2 separate regions of the Homo sapiens genome follow, and region 2 is linked to region 1. The links are chromatin loops, found by intact Hi-C in ENCODE. Cell type or tissue: ascending aorta. All regions are shown on one strand. Each heading gives the region's core, and the rest is flanking DNA. Links, peaks and the distances in the headings are about the cores only.

Region 1 (16,495 bases), core at 2,839-10,838:
TAGAGGGTGAGCTGATCCCTGGCACTACCCAGGCAGACCATCTCATGACTTAGAAATATCCCCTAATGTCCTGCCAGGCAGGAGGAAAGGAAGTAGCTTTACAGCTTGAGTCACTGGAGCACAAGTCCTCTCCCAGCACTTCTTAGTAAAGGAAAGGACAATGCTTTCAGACAACACTGGAAGAAACAACAAAGCAGAAACCAATTCCAAGTTCTCTGCAATGTTCTGGACCCAGAGCCAAAGACAAAGCTAGGGAGGCTTGGATTTAGGACCTAGAGATGCAGCAGAGTATCTTAAAGGGCAAGAGAGTAAAGCGTTGCAGCATGGTGGCAAATGAACTCACACAGGAGCCCATGCTGTCATTAAAGTTACTGGTTGGCCTGTTAGGGTTCTTTCCTATCTGTTTCTAATGTGACTCTGTGAGTGGATTAAGGACTCTGGAAAAGATTGCTGGAGGCCAGTAAATACCTCCATTTCCCAAGGCAAGTGTTGCAGGGAGCTGTTAAAGGGTCTTAGAGGAAAGTAATATCAGGACAACTTTTCGTGGTAAGTAACTTATACTCTTTTATTTTTTGAGACAGGGTCTCACTCTGTCACCCAGGCTGGAGTGCCCTGCAGCCTTCACCTCCCAGGTTCAAGCGATCCACCTGCCCCAACCTCCTGAGTAGCTGGGTAGCTGGGATTACAGGCATGCATTACCACACCCGGCTTATGCTTTTTTAATGAAAGGAAAAAAAGAAGGAATTAATTTATTCATGTATTTATTTATTTTATTTTTTTCTGTACTGGAAACAAGGTCTTGCTATGTTGCTTCTGTTGGTTTTGAACTCTTGGACTCAGCAGTCCTCCCACCTCAGCCTCCCAAAGTGCTAGGATTACAAGTGTGAGCCACCGCACCTGGCCAAGAAGGAATTTATTAAGAGGATCCTGAATATTTCCTATAATCAGAACTAAAATTGAATAACCGAAGTGGGAAATGTAAAAATGCTGCAACAGACCAGCTTCTTCCATGTAGCAGACCTACTTCACATAGCAGAGATTACTAGTAGCCTAATCCAACATGCATCGTCCTTTTCTCCTTAGTGACAAGATCCGTTTTACTCAGGGGAGTGAGCAATGGTTTCCAGCTATAAAGCTACATTTCCCAGCTTTCTTTGCAGCTAGGCATGACCATGTGATTAGGTTCTAACCAATGAGATGTAAGCAGAGGGTTAGGCCTTCTCAGAAGGAGGGACATGCACATTTACTTCCTTTTGTGCCTTCAACAGCTTGGAATGCAAATAGATCATTGAAGTTCTTGCATCTTTATTAAAACATGAGTGGACTGGAGCTGGAAATTTGCACTGAGGATGGAGAGGGAGAAAGTTAGGATCCTGACCCATGGAGCTCTCTGCCTGGCCCTGCAAGTTGTATCTCTAGACGTTTACATAAGAGCAACATCCATGTCTATTGTGTTCAACTCACTGCTTTCTGTTTAGTTTTGTTTTCTTGTGGTGTGATTGAGTGGGGCAGAGAATAGTACAGTACTACTGAATATAGTAAAATTCAAGTCATGGACTACAGTTAGGATATTTCATAATTTCTTATTCTATAGCATTTTTAACCAAAGAGGAATCTGACTGACTTCCTCAATTTTTGTTTTTAAAATTCCAGAAAAGTTCTTAGACTGGCCTAGCTCAGATGCAGTACTATCCCTGGACCAAACAGCTGTAGTCCTGGAAGCATGTCCCATGAAAGGCCAGGAAGAGAGGGGACACAGGATGTTTCCAATGCTGACCACTGCATGCAGAGGGAGGCGTAACAGATCCTAGATGCAAAGAGATGAGTAGACAATGCCTATATGTCTACTGTAAGAAGGAGTAGGGGCAAATTACATTAATTTTACCATTCCTGCACATGTCATTGTAATCAATAATGACATTTCATATTTGTATAACGGTTTTCAATTGTTTAGCAAATTACAATATAAAATCAATTTTTGCAGTTATGACCCCCTTGGATCTTCACAAGAAGCCTATAGGGTAGTTATGGATCATCCCTATTTTGCAGAAGCAAAACTGAGACCGAGAGAGTGTAAGTAATTCATTCAAAGTCTTCGTTGGGGAGTATCAGAGCTGGATCTCAAGTCAGGGTGCAATTTATACCACTCCAACTAACATATTAATTCAGCAGTCATTGAGCTTTCCTTTGACAGAGAGGACTGGATTAAAGATGATCTATCTCTTCTCCCATCCATCTCCACTCCCTATAAAAGACAGCTCTGTTATCATGATACTTAGAATTGAATTGGACAGAGGAGAAAACATACTGTATTAGTTCGTTTTCACACTGCTGATAAAGACATACCCAAGACTGGGTAATCTACAAAAGAAAAAGTTTTAATTGGACTTACAGTTCCACGTGGCTGGGGAAGCTTCACAATCATGGCAAAAGGCAAGGAAGAGCAAGTCATGTCTTACATGGATGGCAGGAGGCAAAGAGAGAGAGAGCTTGTGCAGGGGAACTCCTCTTTTTAAAACCATCAGATCTCATGAGACTTATTCACTATCACGACAACAGCATGGGAAATACTTGCCCCCATGATTCAGTTACCTTCCACCGGGTCCCTCCCACAACACATGGGAATTCAAGATGAGATTTGGTTGGGGACACAACCAAACCATATCACATACAGTGGAACTATTTTAAAGTACCAGGCAGGAAAGTAGCTATAAACTAAATAATGTCTCTAGAAGGAATGGATGCCTAAGCACTGCCTGCATGTGAAGTCAGAACTGGTCACTGCCAGGCTGCAGATGCTCCAGGAAAGTTGGCCATGATACTGATGTTAGCCCAGAAAATCCCTGGCAGCAAAGCTGTGAGAGCAACAATTTCTTTATTGGGACTTTTTAAAAAGAGCTTTTGGTATACTTGAAACATAAGTATGACTTATTTTCTCAGCTCTGGTAAATATTTAATTATCAAAAATAACAGTGTCTTTTTTCTTTTTTTTTTTACCTTTTTGAATCTGAATCATAGCTAGAATTTTATTAAGGCTCTCTTGGCAGTGAATGGCAGCCTAGTGTGGCTTTTTTTTTCTTTTCTTTTTTTTTTTTTTTTTTTGTGAGTTGGAGTCTTGCTCTGTCACCCAGGCTGGAGTGCAATGGTGCCATCTTGGCTCACTGTAACCTCTGACTTCCAGGTTCAAGCAATTCTCCTGCCTCAGCCTCCCGAGTAGCTGGGACTACAGGATCCCACAGTGTGGCATCTTTTAACTGGCATCCCTGTAATTAGAAGGAATTGTCTTTTTGTACCACAGATTTGAACTGGCTAATTTACTCAATGAATATTTAGCTTCATACGTAGGCAAACATTATGTGAAGAGAGGAAACTTTACTGAATAAGTATGCAACCTAGAAAACTTCCTAGGAGCCAAGTGTGGCCTGTCTATATGAGATTTTCTCCATGGCCCCTTACCCCAACTGTCATTTCCCACCTCTGCCATCTCAGATACACACACACACACAGACACACACACACACACACAGACACACACACACACACAACACATTCTGACATTTCTGGGGAAAGTGGGCAAGGTCCTCAGTTGTCATTCTTTGGAACTTTATATTTTTGTTTCTTATGAAACATTTTCAAATATTCAAAAATTTTAAAGAATAATATGATACTCTGTGTCTACCTCCTAGCATAAATAAAACATCACCAATAAAGTTAAATGCCCATGCACTACATCCCCTTTCTCCAAACCATATCCCCTACCCACTATTCCCACTCTCTTGAATTTGACCACCTTGAATTTGGTGTTTATATTGCTGTGTATTATTCATAAATGGTATATAATATGGTTTTGCATCATTTACAACTTTTATAAGTGGTATCATGGCGTATATATTCTTCTGCCACTTGCTTTTTTAGCTCCACAGTGTGTTTGTAGGATTCATCCATGTTGATATGCATAGCTCAACTGCATTCATTTTTATTACTATAAATACTTTCATTGAATGAGGCTGGGCACAGTGGCTCACGCCTGTAATCCTGGCACTTTGGGAGGCCGAGGCAGGCAGATCACTTCAGGTGAGGAGCTCAAGACCAGCCTCGTCAACATGGTGAAACCCTGTCTCTACTAAAAATACAAAAATTAGCCAGGCTTGGTGGCTCATGCCTGTAGTCCCAGCTACTTGGTAGCTGAGGCAAGAGAATTGCTTGAACCTGGGAGGCAAAGGTTGCAGTGAGCTGAGATTGTGCCACTGCACTCCAGCTTGGGTGACAGAGCGAGACTCTGTCTCAAAAAAAAAAAATAAAGATAAATAAAAATAAGAATTTCATTAAATGAATATGCCCCAACTTATTTATTTTTTATCCACTCTCCTGATAATGAAAATTTAGGTTGCTTCCTTTTATCTTTTTGTATGTCTCTCTCTTTTTTTTTTTCGGTTATCACAAACAACACAGCCATGATGCCTTTGGTGTGTGTCTCTTATGCATTTATATGAGAGCTCTTCTATGCCTAAGAGCAATGTCTAAGAGTGGAGTTGCTGGTTTGCAGAAAAATGTATCTTCAACTTTATGGAATGTTGCCAAACTCCTGCTACTCAGTGAAGAATATATAACCCAGGAAAAGTTGATCTTTGACCAAATCAGCCTTCCTTTTCAATGCTCTCCTGTGGCTCTGGGGACTTTCAGGAGCCTCCTTGGTGTTCCCAAGGGATGCTGGGCTCAGTGAGCCACCAGTAAGGGCCCAAAGCCACAGCCTCAGTGAGCAGGCCGAACAACCTGCCTGTTTCATTTTCCTGTTGATCTCCAGCACCTCTTTCTCCTCCAAGCTCTCAGAGACTTAGAGCTGGCAGAGGAGCATGATGAGCAATGCTGCTCAATGCCCACCATCACTATGACTACTGAGGGCCCAGGCCTTGAACCCTTGGATTCCCAGAGACTAAGCAGGGAACACGAGTCCTCAAGAAATGCAAGAGCAGCCCCAGGGCAAGAATAGATTGGTTCTACTGTCCTAAGGAAAGAGCTGATCAGTCTTAAGGGTTTACCGTCTCCAGGGCTACTTGCATTGTAATAGGAGAGTCTCAGAGAGTGCAAACCCTTCCACATCAAAGGAACAAATGAATCTCTTATGAAAGATTATCAAGCCCTGTGGAAGAGGGGAATGGGGAATGATTTAGCAGGCAGAGGTCAGCCTGGCTTCCCAGGAATCCCCTTCTATAAGAAGCTGCTGGGTCAGCTCGTCATTAAGCTCTGCCTTGCAGGGAAAGAGGGCTGTTATGCCTGAGAGCGCACCTCTGGGCTTAGGAAGTGCAGGCTGGGCAGGGCACTGAGGAGGCCATATGGCAGCATCCACACCAGCCCCAGCCAAGTGTCCCCTTAACCTCAGGCCTGGCCAGCCCTCTAGCACACTGCCAGATCCAAGTCTGCTAGAGAACTCGGTTGGGCTCAGGCTGCCACCCCCATGCACTCAGGTATTAGGGGAACTGAGTGCCAACCCTGGAGAAACCTGCACCTCTACAACCCCAGGCCAGGATGGAAACACCCAGGGTCGACCACAGCCTGACCCCGGGGATCTGCCCACATAAGGTCTCCAGCTAGTGTTGCAGCCCGAGGTCTACCCTCCCATCCAACGCATCACTGCCACCACATTACCACCGAGGCACTTGCTGGTACAGCTGGTGGGTGAACTCTTTATCACTGCATGTGGTGGGCTCACCCATAGCTGCCTCTTGGTAAACTTGGTGTGGCTGAGGCACAGCCCTTAGTCACTGAGGACTTACTTCTGCCCAAAGTCTCCTTCGACCACCCCAGTCCTCCCCACCCACTGGAGCCAGGAATTCCCTCTCTGAAGGGCCAAGTGAGACTCAAAGGAGAAGTCAGTTCCCAAGCCACCTAGCCAATAGCAGGGTTGGAACTTGCCATCAGAGCCTCAGCCACAGAGAAAGGAAGCTGCCAAGAAGCTGGACCCCAGTGGGCAACGGAGCCTCGTAGCTGCCCCCAGCTGTGCGGCACCCCAAACCCCCATGCAGCCCTGCAACAATGCCTGAACTAATTCTATCCCATTCTCCTTTAAAAAAGAAAACCCTGGAAATAATTACTTCAGTCAGACATTATTTACTTAAGTAATTCTTTACTCAAACGTCTTTAGGCTTTATTTTACTAATACTACATAATTACGTAATTGTGTAATTAGGAAGAAATTAAATGACAAATGTTTGCTGAGAACAAATTGAAAAAAATAGATCCTTTATTTCCCTGAGTGTTCTCAGTTCAGTACATGACATCTTCTTCCCCCTCCTCCCGTTCTTCCCTCTGGTCTCCCCACCCTCTGAGGTCTCCCCACAGGGGGCATCTCGAGGGCTGACTCCCTGGACAAGTAACAGCAGGTGTGGCATCTTGAGCCTGAGGTAGATCTGAAATGTCTGTCAGCTAACCTGTGTGTCTCTCTATACTGCCTGACCTCCTCCTAGGTTGGGCACTGGAGTCAAGCTTTCTCTGGTTTGCTCTTTCTGTCTCTAAGAAGCCTGGGAGACCCATGAACTCCAACCCACAGCCATCCTAGGAAAGTGAGTACAGCAGCTAGCTAGCCCTAAGGACTATCTTCCCGTGGGCACTGGCCTATTCAGCATGTTCTGCAGACGTGCTTTCAGAGGCTGCCAGGTCCTCAGGCTGAAAGAAAAGAATGAGGGGTCCACCAGGTTGAAAGGGAGTTCAGTGTGGATCTGCTTCACCAACTTCACAGGAATCCATAGCGTCTGCCCCAAAAATCTACCCAAGAAGGAGGCACAGCATGCACCCCAGGACTAAGCTGCCGATGGAGAGGAACCTGTTCACATAGACCACCACGCCTCCCTCCCTCCTTCCTTTCTCCAACCTCAGAAGCTGTGGAAGCCAGTGGAGCTTCCTGTGGGTAAAAAATTCAATCAATCAACCACCCACCCAACACCCATGGAGCATGTCTTTTGTTCAAGTTCTGAGGGGGACACAAAAGAGCAGGCAGGCCACAGCTATGCTCATTAATACGTCAGCTGCTTGGAACTTGGCATGTAGAGCTGTGTTATTCACAGCAGAAAGTTTCCTAGGCCAGCCTGCCAAAAAAAAAAAAAAAAAAAAAAAATCACTACTAAATGTCCCCGGCATTCAGTACCAGAAAGGAAGAGTACTCTTGGGCACTCAAGACTGCTGAAGCTCACATCCTGTCTCCAACACTTGCAGGCTGTGGGCCTGGATGAGTGACTCCATCTTGCTATGCCTCCATTTTCTTGTCAGTAAAATGCGAACCATGAACATGCTACCAGATTCTTGTGAGGATTAAATGAATCTGTGCAGTGAGACACTCAGAAGAGCACCAAGTGTTCAATAAACAGCAATGATGGTCTTCAACGTGTCACTGCAAAAGCCAAGCCATACAGAATAGAAGGGTGCTGTGGGAAAGCGCCCCTGCCAGGAGGATGGCCAGTGCTGGAGGCTCCTCCCCACCTTCACCAGCCCCAACTGACTGTGACTTCGGAGCTCAGGGTAGGGCTGGCAGACGAAGAGTCTGGGAAAGACAAGAAAAGCAAAGGGACACCATGCCCAGGGGAAGGGGCATGGAGCCATGGGAGAGGGACTTCCTGAGACTGAACTGCCCAGAGAAACTTCTACTAGGGGCTTTTCACTTCGGGGGCCAATTGTAGAAAAGAACACAGTGTCCCCAGTCTGACAAACTTGAAAATACTTTCTGAAAAGGGAACGAGTATACACTGTTGGTGGGGATGCAAATTAGCTCAGCCCCTGTGGAAAGCAGTTTGGAGATCTCTCAAAGAACTAAAAATAGAATTACCATTTCACCTAGCAAGCGAACTGGGTCTATAACCAAAGGAATAGAAATTACTGGGTATATACCCAAATAAATAGGAATCGTTCTGCCAAAAAGACACCTGCGCTTGTATATTCATGGCAGCACATTCACAATAGGAAAGATGTGGAATCAACCCAGTTGCCCGTTAACAATGGATTGGATAAAGAAAATGTGGTACATCTACACCATGGAATACTACACAGCTATTAAAAAGAAGGAAATTAGATCCTTTGCAGCAACATGGATGCAGCTGGAGGTCACTCTCCGAAGTGAATTAACATAGAAACAGAAAACCAGATACCACATGTTCTCTCTTGTAACTGGGAGCTAAACATTGTGTACACATGAATACAAAGAAGGGAAAAATAAACATTGAGGATTCCAAAACAGGGGAGAGGTGGAGGGGAGTAAGGGTTGAAAAACTACCTTTTGGGTACTGTGTTCACTATTTGGGTGATGGGATCATTAGAAGCTTAAACCTGAGCACCATGCAATATACCCATGTAACAAACCTGCACATGTACCTCCTGAATCTGACATTTAACAATAAATACATTCTAAGAAAAAAGGAAAATACTTTCCGAGGTTAACTTTTCTTTTTTTCTGCACACCATGGAGAAACAAATAAGATATTAAAGCGACTACTTCCTCTGATGTCACTTTTCATTAGTTTCATAATGAAACTACAAAACAAAGAAACACACAAACCACAGACAAGTGCGAATGGTGGGTCTTGGGTATCCACTGAGGTGAAGCACTTCCCACTGAGGTGAAGGACCCAGGCTTCTGGCCATCTCAGGCTAGAGACAGGGCCTAGAGGAGGGGGTGAGGGCCACGATGGATACAGGCTGGGCACTCTGAGCCCTTTTGACAAGCAGGAGAAATGATGGGTCAAGGAATTTGACCTCCCTGCTCCCCAGTCCTCTCCATAGGAGAGAAAGCATGCACTTCGGAATTTGAATCCCGGCTTAACAAGCTTGGTATCTGACTGACCTTAGGCAAGCTGTTGGGCCTCAGTTTCCTCATTTATAAATCAGGTCTTATAAAATGATTAAATGATCTTTCACAAGACTGTTAAAAGGATTACATGGAATACTGCATTATAAAACACTTAGCTCAGGGCCCTGGCATATATTAAGAATGTAATAGATGGTAATTCATTTATTCATTATTATTATCATGATTATTTCATGGATCCACCACCAGTCCTGCTGCCATAGATCAGATCTTAGGGGGTGTCAAGTTTGGGAGCCTAGGGAAGGGGTGGGGTTTCAGGCCACTGCAAGCGACAATGAGGTCTATAGAAGTGAGGGGAGGGGAGACCAGGGAGAGAGCAGATGAAAGAAAATTTGAAGCAGCTGCAGAGGATAGGGCAGGTCCAAGCCCCATGTGTAGTCCCTGGCTAACCAGCCTGGGCCGCTGTCCCCATGCACTGCCCAGATGGAAGAGACAGTTGACTGGCTAACTGAGAGATCTCTGCCTGAGACAAACCCACCCACGAGGGAGAAATTCCAGCCACCTTCTTTCCAGCATCCTCCACAAAGTTTCTTATTTCCACAAGCCCCTTTGAGGTCTTTAACTTATAATCTAAGGGGGTAAAATTTGCTCATATTCTTTCAGAGGCTAGCCTCAGAGAACTGCATTTTTAAGATTTGCTGTCATAGGCCAGGCACGGTGGCTTACGCCTGTTATCCCAGCACTTTGGGAGGCCAAGGCAGGCAGATACTTGAGGTCAGGAGTCCGAGACCAGCCTGGACAACATGGTAAAACCACGTCTCTACTAAAAATACAAAAATTAGCTGAGCATGGTGGTGGGTGCCTGTAATCCTAGCTACTCTGGAGGCTGAGGCAGAAGAATTGCTTGAACCCAGGAGGCGGAGGTTGCAGTGAATAGAGATCGTGCCACTATACTCCAGCCTGGGCGACAGAGCGAGACTCCATCTCAAAAAAAAAAAAAAATTGCTGTTTTAGCCTTCAGTAAGCCTAGATGCCCACACCTCATCCCCCTACTCAGGCATGGTCTGGGTGTGCCCTACGTGATGTTAACCAGGGCGCTTGCTCTGGCCAGGCTTCCAAAGCTTGGGAATTTAATTAGCCAAGAGAAAGAGGTTCCTCCCAGTGAGGGGGCTTTGCTTCCTCGGATAATTTCCATGGCTCCTTCTGCAGCTGAGTTAGTTCTCACTGGTTTTCATTTTGCTCTGCTCTGCTCAAACTCTCTCAGTCACACTCTGCATTTGCTTTAAGACTGGGTTTGGTGTCCTGTCCAAGCTCTCCCAGCCTGGCCCTGATTTTGCCTTTGCTGCTGCCCCCGTGGTGAGTCAGCTGACTCCCAGAGGCCTCCTCAAACCCTGGCTGAGGGCCTTCTAATCTCACCTCTGTGTTCTCCTTTGCAGGCAGCTACAGGATCGGGATGGAGCAGCAAAAGAACTAGGAAAGCCAGAGTGAGAACAGCCACACCCCTTCTCTCTAGGTCCAGTTTCCATTTTAATTCAATGTGATGGATATTTATAGAGTGTCTAACACAGGAGGGCTCAGAACCAAGTGTGTGTGCGTGTGAGTGTGTGTGGGAGAGGGCGTGTGTGTGCCTTGGGAGGTTCTGTGATGGGATAGATGGAGACTCATCTTTTTTGGCTTATATCTCATATCTTAAAAAATGAAATTCAGAACTGCTTTGAATGTTCTACAGAACACATCGCACCCCGTCAATACTGATCAATGGATGAACTGAGTTTTTTAATTTCAGGGTTTTCTCACAAGTTGGGTCCCCAGGGCCCAGAGGGAACACTACCCCCTCAGCTCTCAGCCCCTCCAATCTCCACACTAATCCATGGCTTTGCCTCTTGTGGCTCTCGGGCTGAGAGCTGGAGGTAATCATGATAAGTCTGCAATTAACACAGTCTCCCTCCTCCTCTAACCTTAACAAAGACAGAGACAGCCAGCACAGGGGCTGCACTTGTCTCCTCCTCTGCGCTGTTTGTTAGCCTCACAGATTATTATTAGAGGCACTGCAGAGCTAATCACCTCCCTGGTGGACACCCTGCCTCCCCCTGGCTCCTGCTCCTACATCCTCTGCATTTGACCTGGCTTCCCAGGGCTCCCTGGCTGCTTGCTGGCTGCTCCCGGGGAGGAGCAGAGGTGAGCCCACCTGGGCAGTTCTAGGGGATCATCTCCCCCAGGAGGGTGGCCTCTGCCCTGAGCCCCCAAGGACAGACACTGGTGGGGGTAGAGGGGGTGGAGGAAGAGAGGGGAGAGGAGAAGAGAAGGAGAGGGAGGAGGAACTTCGGAGAGGTACTGTAAGCTAAGCTGCCCTGGCGCTTATTCAACTCTAGTTAAGCCCTTGTTAGTACAACCAGGGGGAAGCACACTGGGAGAGGGAGGAAGACCAGAGGATGGCAGAGCTCCCCTCCCATAAATCAATGAAGGGTAATAGAGGAGGGTAATTAGCATTTCTCTCCTTCCCCAAAAGACTGCAGAAGAGAAAACAAACTTCAATTCCAGCAGAAGGAATTTAAGTAGCCCAGAGAAAGAAGTTCCTCCCAGAGAGGGGCCTTGCTTCCTCAGATAATTTCCATGGCCCCTTCTGCAGCCAAATTAGTTTTCACCAGTTTTTATTTTTCTCTGCCCTGCTGAAACTCTCTCAGTCACCCTCCCTGGGTGGGAGGAAATCCACACCCAGCGGCCTCACATTCAAGGTCTGCCCTTCCCACTCCAGGGTACTCTCTTGGCCTATCCAAGCCTTAGTCTTCCTGAGAAGCCAGCTGGGTGGCTCCAGATACAGGTGTCCCCTCCTGGCTCTGGCCTTGCATTCACCTGGCAATCCCAGGCCTGCTCCTGGTGTAGATCCATGTCTTACGTATCTCTTGAGTTTCCTCACTCCTGGGTGCAGTGTCTTACATAGAAAAGGTGCTTAGTGGATATCATGTGCTTAACATAAGGGACAAAGTAAGTCCTGGTGTTCTTGTCAGTTGCAGGATGATAGCACCAGCTTCAGTGCAACAAGGAAGATGAACAAGAAAAAGAATAATTCATCATAGGGTCTTTACCTCATTTCTTCCCTGGGACTGCCTTATTCAGTAGACATTATTATTTTTATTTTATATATTTGCAAACTGAGGCTTGAGAGGCAATTTGCCCAATGCCACATAGCCCCTAATTGGCACAACTGTGGGATACGAATTGAGATCTAATCCCCAAACCTAAATTCCCTCCACCATGGGATATCTCCTTGGTCGAAACTCCCTTAGATATGAGGTCAATTTGACCGACATTTCTAATTTTTAAAACTTTGCATAGGATTTTCAAAAAAAAAAATGGTGGAGCAAGTGGAAAACATGTTCGATATCACTAATCATCAGGAAAATACAAATCAAAACTGCAGCGAGACATCACCTTACACCCATTAGAGGATGGTCACGAGATGGAGGAAAAGAGAGAGAGAATTTCCATGGCTCCTTCTGCAGCCGAGTTAGTTCTCAGCAGTTTTTATTTTTCTCTACCCCGCTCTAACTCTCTCAGACACCCTCCCTAGTGGGAGAAAATCCAAACCCAGGGCCCAACATTCAGTGTTTGCCTTCCCCTCTCCAAGGTACTCTCTCAGCCTGGGTTTGAACTTAAGGCCTGGATGAGGTTTTAGAAAGGAGATTCTGACACAAGCTACAACATGGATGAACCTTAAGAACATTATGGTAAGTGAAATAAGCCAGAGAGAGAGAGAGAGAAAGGGAAAGAAAACAACAACAAGTGTTGGTGAGGATGTAGAGAAATTGGAAAAGTATAACACTTGTGCCCTGCTGGTGGAAATGAAAATGGACACAGTTGCTATGGAAATGGTGTTGGTTCTTTAAAAAATTGAAAATAGATTGCCATATGTCTCAGTAATCCTACTTCTGCATACATACAGAAGAATTGAATGCCAGATCTTGAAGAGAGATTGCATGTCCATGTTCATAGCAGCATTACTCATGATAGCAAGACATAGAAGCAACCCAACTGTCCATCGGCAGAAGAGTGTCTAAAGAGAATGTAGTATATATGCACAGTGGAATATTATGCAGTCTTTAAAAGGAAACTCTGACACATGCCACTACATCAATGAACCTTAAGGACATTATGCTAAGTGAAATAAGCCAGTCACCAAAAGGCATATACTGTGTGATTCCACTTACATGAAGTGCCAAGAGTAGTCAAATTCAGAGACAGACAGTAGCAGAGTGGTTACGTACAGCTGTGGGGAGGAGGAGGGGAGTTATTTAATGGGTACAGAGTTTCAGTTTTACAAGATAAAAAAGTTCTGGAGATTGGTTGCACAACAATGTGAATATATTTAACGCCAGTGAACACTGTACTTAGAAGTGGTTAAGATGGTAAGTTTATATTTTATGTTATAGGCTGGGCATCGTGGCTCATGCCTGCAATCCCAGCACTCTGGGAGGCCGAGGAGGGTGGATCACCCGAGGTCAGGAGTTTGAGACCAGCCTGGCCAACATGGGGAAACCCCTTCTCTACAAAAAATACAAAAACTAGCTGGGCGTGGTGGTACACACCTGTAGTCCCAGCTAATCCAGAGGCTGAGGCAGGAGAATCACTTGAACCCAGGAGGTGGAGGTTGCAGTGAGCCAAGATCATGTCACTGCACTCCAGCCTGGGTGACAGACTCCATCTCAATAAATAAATAAATAAATAAATAAATTTTATGTTATATGTTTTTTACCACAATTAAAGAGAAAATTTCTTTTTAATCCCTCACTCTCAGGGAACTTACATTCCTGTACTCTGAAAGGTACACCAGTTCACATCCCTGTGGTTGTCTCCTCCTGGGCCCCCTCCCCTTTCCATGGGTAGGAGAGGCTGTGCAAGCAGCCATCAGCGCATCTCTCTGCCCTGCACTTTCAAGCCTGGCACCCCTGCACCTCTCTGCACATCTCCTCAAGCTGGGGAGGATGGTGCCAGTAGGTCCAGCTTACTCTCACTGGCGCCCCTTGAAGGGCAATCATGATGGTGTCAAACACAGCCCTGCTGGAGGCTCCTTGAGGACACAATGCAGTTTCATCGCAGGGAAATCAGAGGCTCTCTCCTCTTGCCATTCCAGACTCTCCTGGGCAAGGAGTTTGTTGGCTTGTCACAGATCACCTGAGGGTGTACAGGTGTGTACTGTGTGTGCTCCTCTGAGTGTGCATGCAGCACCCAGGGCTGGGTGGGAGGATACTTCCTGCAGGACCCCCAGATTCAGCCAGCTGCCCGCAGGCTACCACACAGCCTGACCTCTCCCCAGAGAGCCTGTCTGGCGCTAATTGTTTGTTGCTCAACTGCAAATGCAGCTTCTCCACCAAAGTCTTCTTTGTCCAGATGTTGTCATCGGCCAGCCCCATCCAGCAGGGCTGGCCTGGGGTCTGGCTCTCACCTGTCAATCCTGACATCTTCAGTGGATAATGGAACACAAGGATGAGAGAGGCAGAGCAGATGCATGCTAATGAGGAGATCAATTTTAATTATGATTTTAATTAAACACCCGATCCAGTAGGAAATATGACAAGAACTAGGCTGGGGCTGTGCAACCTGAAAGAACGGAGGGGAATGAGAGTGGGAGGCACAGGGAAAGGGAGGCGCCTCTAGGCCTCCTCAGGATTTAAAAGAAGGAAAGGGCAGCGCTACTGGGAAATAGAGAAAAACCTGTGTCACCTGAAATTCGCACATAGTAAGTCTTTTCCTCTAAAGAGCATTTAGATGTCTAGACTCCTGGATGGCAGAATCTTAGCAAGGAAGCCTTGGAGATGGACAGGCTCCACCCCTTCATTTCACATGGGGAAACTGAGGCTCAGAGGGGAGCTAGGACTCTCTCATCTGCCCCCATAATATAACTGTACATGCTTCAAATAGAGTATTTGTTGCACTAAAAAATCATGAACTCTTCACGGTCTCCCTCTTGTTTATATCAAGTGTCTATAACATAAGAGAGTTCTTTGCACGATGCAAGCCCCCGGAGGGTGAAGCTACTTCTGCCCAGCTCTCTTTGCACAAAATTACAAGCAAGTGGACACTGAGAGCATTGTTGATGCTCATAGTGGTGGTGCCTCCTCTACTGCAAGAAGAATTATATGTAATAAAGGATCTTCTCCAAACTCCACACTCCACTCCCACTCAGGACAATCCCTGATGAGCTGCAGGCACTCAGGAAATGTTTGGGCCATGAATAAGTACATTAAGTAAAGTCTGTAACATTTAACAAGTCCGGAGCAGCACCCAATTAGCCACTCTGAGTTCTTTTTTTTCCCCCAGCTTTATGAACGTGTGATTGACAAATAAAAATCATGTATGTTTAAGGTGTACAATGTGACGTTTTGATATACATATACAGTGTGAAATGATTCCTACAATCAAGCTAATTAATATACCTGCCATTTGACAGTTACATTTGTGTGTATGTGTGTGTATGTGTGGTGAGAACGCTTAAGATCTTCTCCCATATCAAAGTATATTTCAAGTATATAATACATTATTATTAACTAAAATCACTATGCTGTCCATTAGCTCTCCAGAACTTATTAATTTTATAACTGAAAGTTTGGACCCTTTGGTCAACAATTCCTCATTTCCTTCATCCCTCGGCCCCTGGTAGCTACCCTTCTACTCTGTGCTTCTGAGTTCAGCTTTTATGTCCCATATATAATGAGATCATGTGATATTTACCTTCTTGTGTCTGGGGTATTTCACTTAGCATAACATCCTCCAGATTCACCCATGTTGTTGCAAATGGCAGGATTTCCTTCTTTTTTTAAGGCTGAATAGTATTCCATTGGGTACATATGCTGCATTTTCTTTACCCACTCATCTGTCAGTGGATACTTAGGCTGTTTCCTCTTGGCTGCTTGGCTACTGTGAATAATGCTGCAATCAAGATGGGAATGCAGCTATCACTTCTCAGCTGTTCTTAAGCCAGGCTATCAGATTTCTCAACATTGCCCTGATGGAAGAGAGCGATGTGCATGTGTGTGTGTTCTGTATGCCTTGCCATGTATGTGGCAGCAGATGATAGGAACTGATGGGAGGAGGAAGCTTAAGGGGGCAAAGGAACTAATTCTACGAAATACTTAATAATGGACAATTACAGAATAACGCAATGCAGAACTGCAAATGACCTTATAGATGGGTGCTAACAAAACTTTATTTATTTATCTATTTATTTATTTACTTACTTACTTGTTTTTAGAGACAGGGTCTTACTATATTGACCAGGCTGGTCTTGAACCCCTAACCTCAAGCCCAATCCTCCTGACTCAGCCTCCCAAAGTGCTGGGATTACAGGCATGAGCCACCATATCCACCCCCAAAACTTTTTATAGTGATGAAAATGTCTGATATCTAACCTGTCTGATATAGTAGCCACGGGCCACACATGTAGCTAGTGAGCATTTGAAATATCAGCTACTGTGACTGAGGAGCCAAATTTTTTAACAAATTTAATTAAAATTAAATTCAAATAGTCACATGTCGCTAGTGGTTACAATGTTGGACAGTGCAGTTGTCGATCACCTAAATTTTTTCTTTGGTTAGCAGAAGAAACTGAGGCCCAAAGAAATAGCTCTTGGGCATCACCCAAGCTTATCCATTGGACTTCACAGGTAGCACATCAAGACTCAATTGTATCATGGCTTTCTGGTGCAT
Region 2 (16,495 bases), core at 5,634-13,633, 77 kb after region 1:
ACAAGAGTGAAACTCCATCTCACAAAAAAAAAAAAAAAAAAAAAAAAAGCCAATTGAAAAAATATATATTTGAAGCTCTGATGAAACTTATGAAAATAGTGTGTGAATAAATTGAGGTTTGGAAAATTCTGATAACTATACACCCTCTTTCTATGGGACCAGAAACTCAAGCTCTGAGAAACAGCTGTGGCACCAGAACCCAGCTCTGGTCATTCCCAGATCATTTTTGCTTTTCTCTGCACTATGCAACATCTCCCTTCACTCCAGAGCAGTGGTCATAAACAATGTGAGATTAGCCATGCCTCCTTTGTGTGCAGAAGACACACTGTAGGATTGCTTCTCCCTTCCCCAAGCCCTCTCCCATTCCTCTCCTTCTCCAAGGTCCTGATTCCCCACTGAAGGAACGAACTTATACTCAGATAATTTCAAAATCCACCCTCTGCCCCGTGGCTAGCAACTCACACACCTACCAAACCATACTTGCCCTGGAGCCCCAGTCCTTCATGGCTCCACATCAAACCAGTTACACCCATGGCTTAGCATGCTTTTCTATACTATTAATAGTTACATATATGTATTTTTAGAGGTGCTTCCTAGAATCAAGAAAATGGTTCTAATGGTGGCATCACAGGATGACAAGGAGACAGGAAGGCTTCTTATCACCTTTCAAACATCAAACTGGGAGATGTTCTTTCAACTGCCAAGGTTTTGGGTCCCCGTGTCCCACTCTTATGAAAGAGTTGTTTGATTTACACTGTTTTGCAAATAGTCTCCAGCTATGAGAACCTCCTTGCTGACATTATCCTTCCTGCCCTCCAGCCTGAGCTGCACAAACGTTGCATTGATCGTATTTGCAAGGTCCTGTGCATGTCACTGAGCCCAAGTGATATGAGCAACCAGGTCACCTGCTCCCCAAGGCCTGATCAGGTACCCCAGGCCAGGGAGCCAAAAGAAAGGTGGCACTCGCTAACCAGCCCTATCCACTGACCAAAAATGGGTACCTCTTTTAGGACTTGTGGCCATGGGGACTCTTACCCTTTCAGAGTTTAGGAGTCTAGAAGTGTTACCTCATGACTGCTCATTTATCCTGAAGCCTCTGGCCATTGCTGGCCATCCTACGCTCCTTCTTTACTCTAAGTCTCCTGGCCTCTCTGGGGTAACCCCTAGGTGGCTTCCGTATCTCCCTCCAGATGATGAAGGAAAGCTCTTTGTGGGTTCAGCAAGTCTTAGCTGCTGAGCTAAGTGAAGGCAGGAGTGAGACCCAGCTCTTGCTAGGCCTCAGTTTCCCTGACTATAAAATGAAGGGACTTGATGTAGGTACATTCCGTTCCCCATCCATTAGTCCTTGACCTCTCTGTAGCACCATGCTTTCAAACATTTTTCTCTCGTGGGTTTTTTTAAATCTTTGTGCCTAGTAATCTGCATTCTCTACCAAAGATAAAAGAGCTCAGAGACCACCTGTTAGATACCGTCACAGAAGAGTTCTTCATAGTTCCTTCTTGGCCTTGACAAAGACTTTAAAGCCAGAGGAGTGACAGAAATCCTTTCTCTTGAAGGCCTGTATGTCAGAGAGTGAGGGATATGAAGCAAAACCTGGATTCGAGGCCTGGTTGTACCTCTGCTGGTCGAGGGCTGTGAGCAAGTTTCCCAGTCTTTCTGAGCCTCAGTTTCCTCATCCATACAATGGGGAAACAGTAGCTGCTAGGTCACAGGGTCCTCATGAGAAGTAAATGAAATCATTTACATAGCTGGCATATAGAAGGCATTCAGCATGTGCTAATGGTTAGGATTTGAACAACTGCTTTCTGAGAACAGAACCAGTTCCCTTAAAATCAGCTACTCTATTAATGACTTTCTCCCAAACCCTGGATTTAAATTGTGTGTTGAGTTTTACTGGAAAACAAAAGAGAGGAGGGTGGAAGACTGGATCTGGTGCAGATAGCCAAAAATCAGTCAGCATCTCCCCTACCCAGATGGGCAAGGAACAGAGAGGGTCGCCGGAAGTCTGGGTCGCTGGTTTCAGAGTTGCTAGTTAAAGCTGGAATCCTTGTTCCCGCCACTACCAACCCCCATCACCCCATTCCTTTCCATCCCCTCTCCTTTCAATCAAACACTTCAAAGAGGCGCCCGGAGAAGGGAACTGTGAATTCTCTGCTCACTAGTTGTCATGAGAGGAAACCAAAGAATGTTTCTTTTCGAGACTGCGTCTGCTCATCCAAACCAGTTTTACTAGCTGGGGGGACCTGAGCTCAAAGGCAGGCTCATGGGCTGATGAAATTCAGATGTGAGGCCGCAGAGAAATTGCACTACGGACAGGAAAATGAGAGGCGCCCAGCAACACTGGGCTGGGCAAGGGCCAGGACAGCAGGAGAGGGTGCAGGAGAGGGAGAGAAAGGGTCACTGTGGGGGTCAGAAGAGGGAGAGGGGGCGCCCGGGAGAAAAGCAGATAGTGAGAAGAAAAGAGCCGAGAAAGGCAGAAAGAGAAAAGAGGAGAGAGGAGAAGAGAAGAGACAAAGCCTGAGAAAGCATTTTATTTTTCTTCTTTAAAGAGTGAAAAAAACAAACACTCCAACTGTTTCAACTGACAGGGAATGTTCATCTGCTGAAGGCATTATTAGGACGGGAGATAAGGAAACCACGGAGATAGGAAATAATTATTTTGTATCTGTCTTTATAAATGAAAATGAAGGGCATTAACTTAAATAGGATTTAGATTTTCAGGGACAGAAGGGAATGAATTAGGAAATAATTCTGATAACAAAGGAAATGTTTATTAAAAGGTCAGGGGGGGCTCTTGAAACTGACAAGGCCTCATGGGCCAGATTTAAAACCCCTGCTAAGCTGCGAGGGAGTTCCAGCAGGGCCAGAGCTACGGGGTCCAGTGGGTACCACTTGTGCGAGATAACTCAGCTCAGGGCAGAGGATCGGTGGAAAAGATGACTGACCTCCTGGCCTGACTTGGAAGTCAGTGGCCTGTAACTCAACAGGTGGGAGCCAGGCACCTGTGCTAAGAGCAGAGCAGAAGTGGGCAGAGGCATCCTGGGCTGGACTCAGCTTCCACAAGGATCCTTCATCCTCACTTCCACCCTCCTGCTAGCTTGTGGGAGGGGTGCTACATGGAGAAATTGGGTGGGAAGGGAAAAAAGGAAGGAGCCACATCAGTGACAATGCCACATTCACAGATCCCCACAGCCTGAATGCCCTCCATGAAGTCCTCTGTCTCCCGGGTGTGTACCCAACTAGGCCAGATGGAGCTCTCCCCAGCATTTCTCCATTCTTTCTATGGAGGCACCTGGAAAACAGTAGCTGGGAGCCTGCACTGTGGCATCGGATTGCCTGGGTCTACATTCTGATTCTGTCTCTTTCAAATTGCTGACTTTAGATGAGTTATTTCAATTATTTGGACCTGGCTGGACACAGTGGCTCACACCTGTAATCCCACCACTTTGGGAGGCCAAGGTGGGTGGATCACTTGAGGTCAGGAGTTTGAGACCAGCCTGGGCAACATGGCAAAACCCCGTCTCTACTAAAAATACAAAAAAAAAAAAAAAAAAAAAAATTAGCCAGGCATGGTGGCACATGCCTGTAACCCCAGCTACTTGGGAAGCTGAGGTAGAAGAATTGCTTGAACACGGGAGGCAGAGGCTGTTGTGAGCTGAGATTGCACCATTGCACTCCAGCCTGGGCAACAGAGCAAGACTTCATCTCAAAAAAAAAAAAAAAAAAATTACCTGGACCTCAGCTTTCTCAGATGTAAAATAGAAATCTAATGATCATACCTCTCTCATAGGGTAGTTGGAAGGATTAAGTGACACAATATTAAAAAGTTCATTGGGAGGTCAAGGTGAGCAGGTCATCTGAGGTCAGGAGTTCGAGACCAGCCTGGCCAACATGGTGAACCCTTGTCTCTACTAAAAATACAAAAATTAGCCAGGCATGGTGGTACTTACCTGTAATCCCAGCTACTCTGGAGGCTGAGGCAGGAGAATTGCTTGAACCCAGGAGGCAGAGGTTGTAGTAAGCCGAGATCACGCCACTGCACTCCAGCCTGGGTGACACAGTCAGACTCTGTCTCAAAAAGAAAAAAGAAAAGAAGAGAAAAAGAAAAGTTGATAGAACAGTAAATATAGTAAATAATAAAATTATATTTATTATAACACAATTATTAGAGGTATCCTGGCTAACCTTCAAAACCAAGTAAGTTCTTCTTTATGTCTAAATTTAGTGCCTCCTCTTGTCATTTGGGCCTCTCTCCTGATTGAAAAGAATTAATTGCCGCTCAAGTCCACCTACATGTCTGCCTGCCTTGGCTTTGATTTCTGTCACAGAAGTGGCTCTTCCTCACTCCCCTTCTGTCCTTCTCTTCCACCCCCAGCAGGGTTGGAGGTGGAAAGCTTTTCAACAGCCAAAACTGGTGTCTGTAGACTGACCGTGTTAAAGCCTCCAACAGGAGAGGGAATCAGAGGCTCAAGTTCAGGAGCAAGGGAAGCCACAGATTGCCATGGCCTCATCTCCCAGAACCGTGTGGCAACGTGAAGCTTGGAGGGTGTTTCGGAGCTGCAGGATCTGCCTCCAGTGCTGATACTGTAAGTACCCAGGACACCTTCCAGGGGCAGAACTTCACACGAGGACTCCTTTGCAGGTGTCTAAGCTTAGCGTTTCTGTGCGGAAATCTGGGGGCTGGCTCTGTGGACTCACTGAAAGCTCTCTGCTGACAGAATCAGATAATCAGCTAATACCTGACCCCGCCGCGTCCTGAGCCTTGGACTGATACATAACAATGTCATCAGGCCTGCCTTCTAAGAGCCTTAGCCAGCTTACCTCCTCTTTCAGAGAGTCTGCCCTGGGTAATTATTCCAAACTCGTGCCTGTGAGGAGGGCTAAGTGTCCTGTCACTGTAATCCTCTGGGACGATCTCTCCTAACACCCCCTTCTCTCCACAATTGGCACTCCCAAAGTTCTGTGCTGGCCCTTGGAGATGGTAGCTTACTCCCGCCAGGGGGTAGCTCTCTTAGATGAGTTCCTGAGAAAATGGGTTGAGACAAAAGATTGGCCCTGGGATCCGCAGAGGTGGAGGCCAAGAGGAGGCCCCCAAGTGCACCTGTTCTAGGAATCCCAAGCTGAGAGCCAACCCTTCCCAACCAACCTTGCAAATAGTCACTGGCCCACCCATTCAGGTCAATGGAAAACCAGTGTAAATGAAGTAGCAGAGGCCCAAGATGTCCAAGTGCCTCCAGCTTAGGAGCATTCCAAGGAGGGGAAAATATTTGACTTGTTGGTAAATCAATATTTGTGTTTCTGCATAAAGCCAGGAGACTTACCTGCTCCTCAGTCTGGAATGGGTACCTGCAAAGTGGGAGGGAAGAGACAGCCTAGACTAGAATCTCAGCTCTGGACTTCCCTTAACCACCTCTCTGAGTGTCCTGAATTTCCTCATCTTAAGAAAGGGGAGGTCCTTTTGTAGTTCATAAGCGAGATGATTGGGTGTTCAGGCACATGTGTGAGATGTGCCTCCTTCAAACCTTGTTACAACGTCAGCACATTACCCGCCTGACATGAAAAAAAAAAAAGGAGGGGGAATAATAGTATCAACCTCATGGGGATTTCTGTGAAGATTAAATGAGCAAGTAAGTGCCAATTGCATAATACCAAGCACATCGTGAATGCCTGATACACTTCGGCCTTTTTAAATTGCTTTTATACTCATTCAGTATTTTATAGTTTACAAAGCATGTCCACATATACGTATTAACTAATTCAGTCCTCACAGCATCCCTGTAAGGAAGTCATCATGGACTCCAAGTTTTGGAGACGGAACATCAAAGCTCAGGGAAATCTAATGACTTGCCCAAGGTCAATAATTCATATTTTTAAACAATCCAATCAAGACCAGTTGCTTGCTTAGGGTTTTGACCATTTGGTACAGGTATCAAAAGCTAAACACCAAATGTGAATCATTACCCACTTCCTTGAAGTGTCTTGCCAAAAGGGTATGATTGTGGTTTCATGCTGACCTGACCTGCACCTGTACCTGAGCCAGACCAAAACTTGGCCCTCTATGGGGCGTTTGCAGGGTTGAAGATAGATCAGTGTCATTGTGCAAATTATTTCAAAGCCATGAGGATTCAGGGCTCTCTTGTAGCTCAGTGGAGAGTGTAGAGAAGAGGGTGACGATGTCACACATGAATAATGCATAGAGGGTGCTAAACTTCAGTTTAAGCAAGATCCAAATGCTCATTTCATCTTTGATTTCTCCTTCTGGCTGTGCCATTCCCCATAGCCACTGATCCCAGGGCCTTCTGCTGGAACTGTATGGCTGCCCGCTAAATTGGCTGTTCTTGATAGTGAATAGAAAGAGGAGGGGGGCTGGAGGCAGAGAGAAAAAAAAGATAAGTTGAGGGGAGGGGATTAGGGAAGATGAAAGAGGGAGATGAGAGAAGGAAGCTCTTTCACTGTACTACTCTTACGCAGACTGCCATGGACCCCGAGAACTTGGTGAGGTTTTGTTCCGGGAGAACTTTTCCGGTCTTTTCACTGTGTGGCTGTCACAGACTGAGCTCACTTCTCAAGAAGTGGGAGCGGTACAGGGCCGGGCCCCAGTCTGATGGGGAGACCAGCAGAGGAGTCCTGCCGTCATTCGCAGGGGAGCGAAAGGGGACTTTCAGACAGGGCAGAAGGCAGACTTTGCTCAGCATGACCCAAAGCCCAGCCTCAGGAGCTGAACACAAATATGGAAATAACAGCACAGATTCTGGGGATGTGACACAGGCGGCTTTTGCCCCGGCTGTGAATCTGGAAACAAATGAGAACTACAAAACCGGCTTGTTTGGTTTAGTGAGGAGGCAGGTGCCAAAACAGCAAATGTCACCCTCCCCATTAAGCCTGGGCAGTTTAGATTCCCATTAGTCCTAGAAATGGGATACAGCCTCTGTGGGGTCAGAAGGCCAGAGGCTGCAGCAGCATTGTAGCATCAAGCGGGGAGAGAGGACACAGAAAGACTTGTGATGTCAGCCCTAGGTGGGGCCGGTCTGTTTTAAGGAGATGTTCTAAGTTCAAACCCAGGGAAGATGGGCTTTGGCAAGCACAACTGAAAAGATTTCCACTTGTCCCCTTCTTAAAAATCAGTAGGTAGACTGACTACTCTAGGATAAACTGCCAGCAGCTTTGTTTTCTTTGGGGCCGCCATCTGAAGCAGCTGCAGCTGATTTTAATGAGACATAATAATATTCTATCAGTTCTGTGAGCTATAGACTGAGCCCACTGAGGGAACCTGCTCAACCCCCAAAATGATCAGACTTGTCAAAATATGATCATTTTGTTCCTTATTATAAATGAAAAGAAGATATGATTTAAGTGTCATCCTCTGGGTATGGGAGCTGGATTCCTATAAATCAATCATCCCAAATAAACTCTTTGGACTGATTTCACTACAAATATGCTGCAAACAATTTCTTTAAACAAAGCATAAAAGTATTACTGTATCTCTGCAACGTCAAAATGGCTTTAGATATGCATTATTGGGTTGCTGGGGTGTTCTTTGGTTAAAATATGTTATTTATGGTGTTGCGCCTGACAGGCGAAGTCAGTGCTGACTGCCTGCTGGATAAACCTCCCTCTTGGTTGCCTCTCAGTCCCCAACAGTGAAAATGGTGAAAGAGGACGGGTGTCCAGGGTAGGGAGAGGTCCAAGGGCCAGGCTGGGGTCCCTAGACTTTGCATATGTGACATATTTCATCTTCATAATGGCTCCCATTATATTGAAGGGTGGTAAGCATATAATTTCAGGCTATAGCCTATTTGAATAGGATTTCCAGGTCTGTTACTAGCCATCAGACTTAGAAAATCATACGATGCCTCTTTCATTCAGTTTTCTTTCTTAAAATGGGGACAATGGTGACAACAATAACATCTAACTCTTTTGGTTTTTGTGCGGATCCAACAGGGGTAAACATGGGAAAGTACTTAGCATGGTGTCAGACACATGGTTGCACCAGGTCATGTTAGTTAGCTATTGTTATTATTATTAGAAACCCTGGGAGTTGCAGGGCATGGTGGCTCACGTCTGTAATCCCAGCACTTTGGGAGGCCAAGGCGAGCGGATCACTTGAGGTCAGGAGTTTGAGACCAGCCTGGCCAACATGGGGAAACCTCATCTCTTTACTAAAAATACAAAAATTAGCTGGGCGTTGTGGTGCATGCCTGTAATCCCAGCTACTGGAGAGGCTTAGGCACGAGAATCGCTTGAACCCGGGAGGCAGAGGTTGCAGTGTACCAAGATCACGCCACTGCACTCCAGCCTGGGTGACAGAGCCAGACTCCTTCAAAAAAAGAAAAAAAAAAAAGGAGAAACCCAGGGAATTTTCTGTCCCAAGGAGGTGCTATGGAGCAAAGCTATGCTCATAGACTGTAATCTGTCTTAACATGATGTCTTCACTTTATTCTGTCCAGAAAACTAGACTTGCAGAGGACAATGAACAACCCTATGCCATAGAGTTCTGAAGCCCCATCTTCCCCTAAGGTGCCTGCATCATCGGTCTCAGAAAGAAGGCAGTGTAGGGAAGGAGGTGACGTACTAAGAGTTTTTCCGCAAAGTAGATTTGTCTATTAAGCCCCATGTCACCGGCTTTCCATCTCTCTACACTCACCTGGACAGGCATTTCTTCCATGCCACATTTTTGTAGCGCTCCAATCTGTCCACATTTTAACAACCTTGTACCTCAGTCGAGATAGAGCCTGAAAAGTTTAATATCATGTCAAATAAGAGAGCCAATAAAACTTGACATTATTAATATGATGTCAAGGTTTTTTTTTCCCAACTGCTTAGGGAAAAAACATTGTGTCCCATTAAGTTGAGCTCCTTGCACTGAGAAATATTAAGTGACTTTTCAATGACTACCAGCTGGAACTATTAGTTTTCTTCATAAGCATTGCTGCCGTCGATTCTGAGAGGCCAGTTGAGAACCTTTTATGAAGATGCTGGATGAGCTGGTGCAATCAGAAAAGCTTTTAGGTTTCCCTGGGATCCCTCTTTAAGTGGGGCTGTGTATGGAAATGGGGATATGAATTATTAAAAGGCTTAAATACATTTGGCTGAGAGAGCATGGGCTTCATACTCCCTCTGTCCATTTATCCCCAAAGGACTGCAGTAGCCTTTCAGGACAATCTGGTGTGGACTGGAAAACCAAGGCCAGAGTCCTGGAAAGAGGAGCACACAGGGCTTCCCTCACTGCCTGGCACCCCCTGCCCCAGCCGTCAGCAGCATCACGGTGGGTACAAGAGCTGCTGGTGTGGTGCGGCCCACTGTTCCGCCCTGGCAAGGGAGGGGGCATGAGTGCCCACAGCTGCTCCTGGCCCTTGCTCACACTGGGCTTCTGGGAAGGACACTGTCAGGAAGCTGTTGGGGGCCTCTGTTTCCCTTGGCCGGGGTCCATGGTTGCTTCACAGCACGTGGCTTTCCATGTCAGAGTCCCTTCCCGGGAAGAGGTCAGGACTTAAAATAAGCTGGCGTGACTCATGTCTGAGTTGGGAGATGCCTCGTGCAAGTGCTGGCTTTTCAGGAATGTGCAGCTGGGGCAGCTGAAAAGAAAGCTCCAGAGGCTCAGACCTGGATTTCCAGAGTCTTTTGGCTGCTCAAGCCCAAATAAGATTGTTTCAACTGTTCCTACATCTGGACTGTTCAGACACCAGCATTTCTCCTAGGCTTTCTTATCCCCAGGGAAGCTGTTTCTGTAGCATTTACCCCATTTCCGACCCCACCCCAACACCATTTGGCTACCCACCCAAGTGTCTCATCACTTTCATTGTGGATGACTTTTATAGTTCCTAGCTGTGACACCTTCTAAGAGGTATACCTGTGTTCTTAATCTCAGGAATCCAGTGAGCTGGCTACAGAGGCAGTTGCAAGCTGGTGCTTATTTATGTAAGGCTGGAGTGTTTATTATAGGGTTGTATTCCTTTAGTGAGATCAAAAAATTAAGAGATGGATGGCAAACAGAACAGTCCTTATTTAGACTTCTGTGATGTTCCAGTTGACATACTTCCCCCTTGCCCTTTGCCCCCACTCATCCTGCACCATCTGGGGGCACATGACCCCGGGGATAGCAGATGGAAGGCAGCTTGCTCTTCTTAAATTTCACCCAACTCTTAAGAGACCTCTAGGGAAAATACCCTTGGGATGGTTCCTTAGGGGCACCTTGAGCACTCAAACCCCAATACTGTGGTCAGGAGCAGCTGATGAGGAAAATCCCTGTCCATGGACTTCTCTCTTCTCCATGGAAGTTCAGGATTGGATGATTCAGCCAAGGGCAAGGAGGTTGGGTGAGAAATTTGTCTTGTACAGGTATAGCGTAATTGACAGCAGCTATTCCTCTCTGCTTCCATTGATCTCAAGATAAAACAGAAGACAATTATTATTATTGTAGAAGGAATTTAGTTCAAATGCCAGAAGAATCTCCCAACTCCCAAGATGGTGGCCTTCATGAAGCTGTGAAATCTCTAGTGCAGGGGGTCCCCCTGTTCTGAGCTCTTAGCTTCACCCCAGCTCAAATCCGACAATTCCTAAGCAGCACCTTTCTTTTTCTGGGACATGATCTAGAAGGCTCATATAGCTTACTTGGGATTTTGAAGTGATAACTCCAAGAAAATTGGGAGAGTCAAGTGAACCTTGGATAAAGAATGAAATAGAGGCTGGGTGCAGTGGCTCATGCCTGTAATCCCAGAACATTGGGAGGCTGAGGCAGGTGGATCACTTGAGGTCAGGAGTTCAAGACCAGCCTGGCCAACCTGGTGAAACCCCATCTCTACTAAAAATACAAAATTTAGCCAGGCCTGGTGGCACGCGCCTGTAGTCCCAGCTACTCAGGAGGCTGAGGCAGGAGAATCGCTTGAATCTGGGAAGCAGAGGTTGCAGTGAGCTGAGATCGTGCTACTGCACTCCAGCCTGGGCGACTAAGTGAGACTCTGTCAAAAAAAAAAAAAAAAAAAAGAAAGAAAGAATGAAATAGAAACAGGTCTGCAAACCTGGGCTACTGTGGGAAAGGATGGAAGACTAAAAAACAAGAGACTCCGTCACAATTGTTCAGAAGCAAATTCAACTCTACCTCTGGGCTTTGGTTTCCAGGAAAATAAGACCTGCCTGGACCTATATTAGAATTGTTGTTAGGATCCAGTGAAATCATGGATAGAAACATCTCAGGAAAAAATATAAATTACTTTAAAAATATAGAGGATTACCACTCTTACCAGTCCACCTTCCCGCTCAGAGCTGACAGTGAGGATGTCCCCCAATGGTGGGAGGTAGAATCAGATGACATTTAAGATCCCCTTCACCTCTAAGAGTCTATGGATATATTCTCATTCTTCCCCCTATAGGTTTCACTTAGCCCACTCTTCATTTTGAGGCAGGGCAAGGGAGCAGAGTATATGAGCTGGCAACTCTCAGTCTACTTAGAGCAAAGACTGACATCCGGGACACACGCTGCAACACAGACAAACCCTGGGGACATTATGCTAAGTGAAATAAGCGAGGCACAAAAAAGACAAATGCTACATGATTCCCTTTCTGTGACATACCTAGAATGGACAAAGCCGTAGAGACAGAAAGTGGAATGGTGGTTACCAGGGGCTGTGGGGAGTGGGATGAGGAATTAGTGTTTAATGGGTATAACGTTTCAATTCAAGAGGCTAAAAAAGTTCTGGAGATGGACTGTGGCGATGGGTGCACAACAATCTGAATATACCTAATACCCGTGAGCTGCGCACTTAAAAATTGTGAAAATGGGCCAGGAGCGGAGGCTCACGCTGTAATCTCAACACTTTGGGAAGCTGAGGCAGGTGGATTACTTGAGCTCAGGAGTTTGAGACCAATCTGGGCAACGTGGAAGAACCTTGTCTCTACAAAAAATACAAAAAAAAAAAAAAATTAGCTGGATATGGTAGCATGCGCCTGTAGTCCCAGCTACTCAGGAGGCTGAGGTGGGAGGATCACTGGAGCCCGGGAGGCCAAGGCTGCAGTGACCATGACCGTACCACTGCACTCCAGCCTGGGGGACAAAGTGAGACCCTGCCTCAAAAAAAAAAAAAAAAAGGTTAAAATGGTAAATTTTGTCATGTATATTTAACCACAATTTTAAAAATCCCTGACATCAAGTCATACAGCTATGAAGTAATAAATTCCAATTCAAACCTAGGAGTAAGGTTTAGCCACTAAAATATACTGTTTGTCATGACAAACTGACCTGCCACCGTCCCCCTATGATTTGGGAAGGCTATCTCATTCATTGTCCTATTGGTGACGGCAGCAAGAAAGGATTCCACAATGGTGTGGGGTTGTCATCTGTGCCCCTAAGCACCCAATGTTGTACATGTCACAGAATCTGGGATTTTAAGAAAGCCTTAAGTTTGTGTTATCCCAGCTGGGGTAGCTCAAGACCATCCTTGGGCCCAGCAATTGGAGGCGTTCTCCCAAGCAAATGGAGGGAATTGTCTCTCTCTCCTTTTTGCTGCAGCTCAACCTTTCTTCACCTTCCTGCTTTAATGACTTAATCAAGTGTCAGATGAGAGGAACTGATCCATGCAAAGGACAGAAGTTTCAACAGGATGTGTGGAACCCACTGCTGCTCCCTTCCCCTGCCCCAGAGTCACCGCCCTACCAGAGAAAGATGGGGGAGACAGAAAAAGAAAAGAGAAAAAGGCGAGAGAGATTTTGTACCCTTAAGCCTCCACTGCCGCAGTTCAAAAGACCAATCTTTACTGAAAATAAATTTAAAGGAGAATTTTTGATGTATATTATGGTCTCTGGTGGTAGACAAGAGCACTGCCGGCAGTGTATGGAGTTATGCAAAGCCAAAGTGGGATTACTTAAAAGTGTCTGTAGTGCTTTGATTAACTGGTGTGTATTTTATTTTTTATATGACACAATCACAGGCCTACATTGATAATATCTTGCTATTATTGTTTGACAGTTGAATCTCCCTTTTTCCTATCACTTGGAAGTGGGCTTTGTGCAGTTTGGGGCAAGGAGCAGAGGATCAAGATGATCCCCAAAGGGATAAAAATGAGATGTGGTCCCAACTTCTCATTTAAAAAAAATAAATAAAAGCAGTGTATAAAAGCCCCAGGACCTGTCATAGAAAATGAAGAACTGACAGATCAGACAATAGAGACTCAAACAGATGGCCAAGTGCATGGGCTGAAAGAGAGTCCAAACTACCTTCTGAGGTTTCTTATGCCTGTCTGGAAAATATCCCCCCATGAATACATCCTCTGGGAATCAGAGGATGCCCCACCTTTCTCTGTTCTGCTTTGGGACACAGGCTCTGGAACGCTACAAATTGCATTTCTCTTTTGCCAGTTAGCTCCTGCTTGGCTCTGCATCTAGCGGGAGCTAGAGGGAGATGAGAAAGCTGAAGGAGATGAGAAAGGATTTGTTGCTCCCTATTTGCCTGGTGCTTCTGCCAGTGTCGTGCCTGGAGAGAAGCTCTGTCCAGTAATTGCTTCCAACTGACAGCTTCATTGGCTCTCCCAATACCAGCCTCACTGCACGCCCCCCAAGAGGTCACAGCACCAGCCAGGCAGTGCCCCCTTCTTGGACATCTGAGTCCCCACTCCACAGAGCCCCTTCCCAAGCTCCTAAGATATTAGCAGCAGCTGTGTCACACCTCAGAACTCTGAGCCTTGGGGCCCCTCCTTCAAGCTTCAGAGGCAGCAGCAGCACCCAGGCAGCACCCCCAGCTTTGAGGTGTAGCTCCAAGTGCTGCAGGGTTCCTCCTCGGAGCTTCTCGGTTCTGGTAACCCCAGGTTCTCCTCATTGTTCATCCAGACCTAGGTAAGGACTGCTTCCTTCCATTTAACCAAGCCCCTGTATAAAATATTTTCTGTTGAAATGCCTAGAGTGGTTTCTGTTTTTCTGACTGTACTCTGCTCCTTGAAACAAAGTTGTCTGAGCACTTGGGGCCAAGGGATGGAGGATTGCACCATCCTCCTTAAGGCAAAGATGATGCAGACCAGGACTTGGGCCTGGCTGGGCAGCATTCCTGAGGCTCACAAAGCCCAGGAAGAGAGGCCCATCAAGCCAGTTCACCACCTCACAGGGTATGAATAATTCTCATGGAGGTAAGGATACCAACTGTGGTGGCTGAGAAACCTGGAGAATCCTCTTCACTCCACTGGGCAGGAAATGAAAGGTGAGGCAAGGAGAAAATCCACTCAGGGCCAGACATGGTGGCTCACACCGGCAGTCCCAGCCAGCACTTTGGAAGGCTGAGGCAGGAGAACCACTTGAGACTGGGAGGTCGAGGCTGCAGTGAGCCATTGTCATACCACTGCACTCCAGTCTGGGTCACAGAACAAGACCCTGTCTCAAAACAAACAACAACAACAAAAAACCCTCACTCAGGCCTTGCCTTGGAAACTCTCTAGAACGAGGAAATAGGCCCTTGGGATGCATCCTCTTCGTTCATAGAATGGGCAGAGCAGCTGTTTTCCTGGCTGGCTTTTCCCAACTGAGTCTCTTGCCATCCCCCTCTGGAGCTCACAAAAACAAACTCAGAGATTTATTTTTCTTTCTAATTTCCTGAGATCTCATAAGTACTAGTCTGACTCTCCCTGCACCCTAGTTCCTTACATCCTCTGCTCATGCACACACTGCACCGTGGAGGGTCTTGTCTAAGGCCTGAGCTGAGAATTCCATCGTTGACCCCATCCTCCACATCCACTGGTGTCTAAAAATAGAAGCCAAGTCTCTATTGTCACTGTGCTAGGAGATTATGTGTTTGAAGGCAAAATATACACTCTGGTGTTCATGGGCACAGCCCTTCTGCCCTCCCACCTGCCCTGGTATAAGCTTGAGGCTTTGGGGAGTCATTTTATTTCCTCCCCAGCCAGATTCTCTATCTGAACTTCCTCCAAACATAGTGGGGAGTCTTCTATTCTTAAAAGATAACTATGACATTTCTTTATTCTTTAGCTCTGTATGTCCTCTGGTTCATTCAGGTAGATCCCCTTTTAGCATTGTAAAGTCAAAAGACCTGGCCTCTCACTAGCTGTGTGACTTCTGGTGAATTGATTAATCTCTCTGAGTTCCAAACTCTCTCACTTGAAAATCCCGGCAAAGATTGTCTATTTCACAGGGTTGTCCTGAGGGTCAAATACGATAATATATGTAAGAGCATTTTGTGCACAGTAAAGTCCTGTACAAATGGGAGGTGATATTATTGCAACAGTTGCTGCCCAAGCCACTCACTGCATTATTATTATCTAAGTCCTCCTTCTGGTGCTTTAAACTCATTTCTTTTTGCTCTGTCTGGTTGGGTTATGGCTGTTGATTTCTCCCTGGGGCTCCAGCTGCAGACAGAAGAAGGCTGAATCAGCCCTGTGTTTCCAGTATTGATTCTAAGAACTCTCTCCAGGCCTCTAGCCCCACCAGGCTCCCCAGAGCATGGCCCAAGCTGTCCCTGGGGGGCCATATTTTTAGGCCTATCCAGTTCCAACTGTGAAGCTTCTTCAGACCGGGCTGGCAGGAGCCCAGGCAGTGTGTGCATGAATCATAACTGCCTGTGGTCCCATTATGCAGGTCAGGGTGGCTGTGGAGGAGGCAGGGCCCTGACCTCAGAGGTCCGGGGATTATTTATTGCCTTTGGCCTCATGGGCTAATTTGGGCCTCTGCCCAGCCCGGGGGAAATGTCTTCATCTTCCTTCTTCCCCAAGGGCAAGGTGAATTCAACTCTCTTTATTGTCTACCTCATAGGAATAAAAGATGGGGGCTGGCGGGGAGGGGAGAAAAAATGTAGCACTCCCAAGAACAACATCCTATACTAAATTCTGCAGTAAAAAAAAAATTGGGCCAGGCGCAGTGGCTTATGCCTATAATCCCAGCACTTTGGGAGTCCAAGGTGGGCAGATCTCTTGAGGTCAGGAGTTTGAGAGCAGCCTGGCCTACATGGCAAAACCCTGTCTCTCCTAAAAATACAAAAATTAGCTGGGCATGGTGGCAGGTGCCTGTAATCCCAGCTACTCGGGAGGCTGAGGCATGAGAATCACTTGAACCTGGGAGGTGGAGGTTGCAGTGAGCTGAGATTATACTACTGCACTCCAGGCTGGGTGACAGAATGAGACTCCGTATCAAAAAAAAAAAAATATATTAAACAGAGAACCCCAGCTCTCAAGGAGTTTATAAAGGTAATGAAAATCACCTATGGGAACAATCTTAGCCCCTTACAATTGATCTAATAGCACGCATGCTAAAACAGTGCCAGGCAGTGGGAGCATCAGATCTAGGAAGGATTAAGGAAGGTGAGAGGCAATCAGGAAATATTTCTTAGATAACATCCCCTTTTTCTTTCTTTTTTAAACAAGCGCTTTGCAGAAAATTAGAAAATGAATATGTAAAAAGAAGAAAATAAAAATCACCCATAATCCCTACCTGAGGATAATGACTCTCTACAGGTTGATCTATGCCCTTCCAGACATTTTTCGATACATGTATTTATATTCATACA

The links. A loop is a pair of places that touch in the nucleus more often than their neighbours do. Peaks named below come from ENCODE experiments on the same cell type or tissue, not always from the same donor. Only the 100,000 strongest peaks of a DNase experiment are listed, where the experiment ranks them.
Region 2: it touches region 1 in a loop (2.6-fold over the local background); 2 of 110 quality-filtered maps call a loop at or near these places.

What each region holds. Positions count from the first base shown.
Region 1 is chr11:115,690,514-115,707,008 of GRCh38, reverse strand. The region is part of intron 2 of LINC02698 (long intergenic non-protein coding RNA 2698); the gene reads right to left. Among named protein-coding and RNA genes, the nearest start is that of LINC02698, 39 kb to the right of the region's middle. In ascending aorta, for the core only: no CTCF peak of the experiment used is centred there; a DNase peak (open chromatin) is centred at 7,074; H3K27ac peaks cover 1,647 bases.
Region 2 is chr11:115,616,143-115,632,637 of GRCh38, reverse strand. LOC124902826 (small nucleolar RNA U13) reads left to right here and starts at 5,453; the gene lies at 5,453-5,556. In ascending aorta, for the core only: no CTCF peak of the experiment used is centred there; a DNase peak (open chromatin) is centred at 9,437; H3K27ac peaks cover 1,487 bases.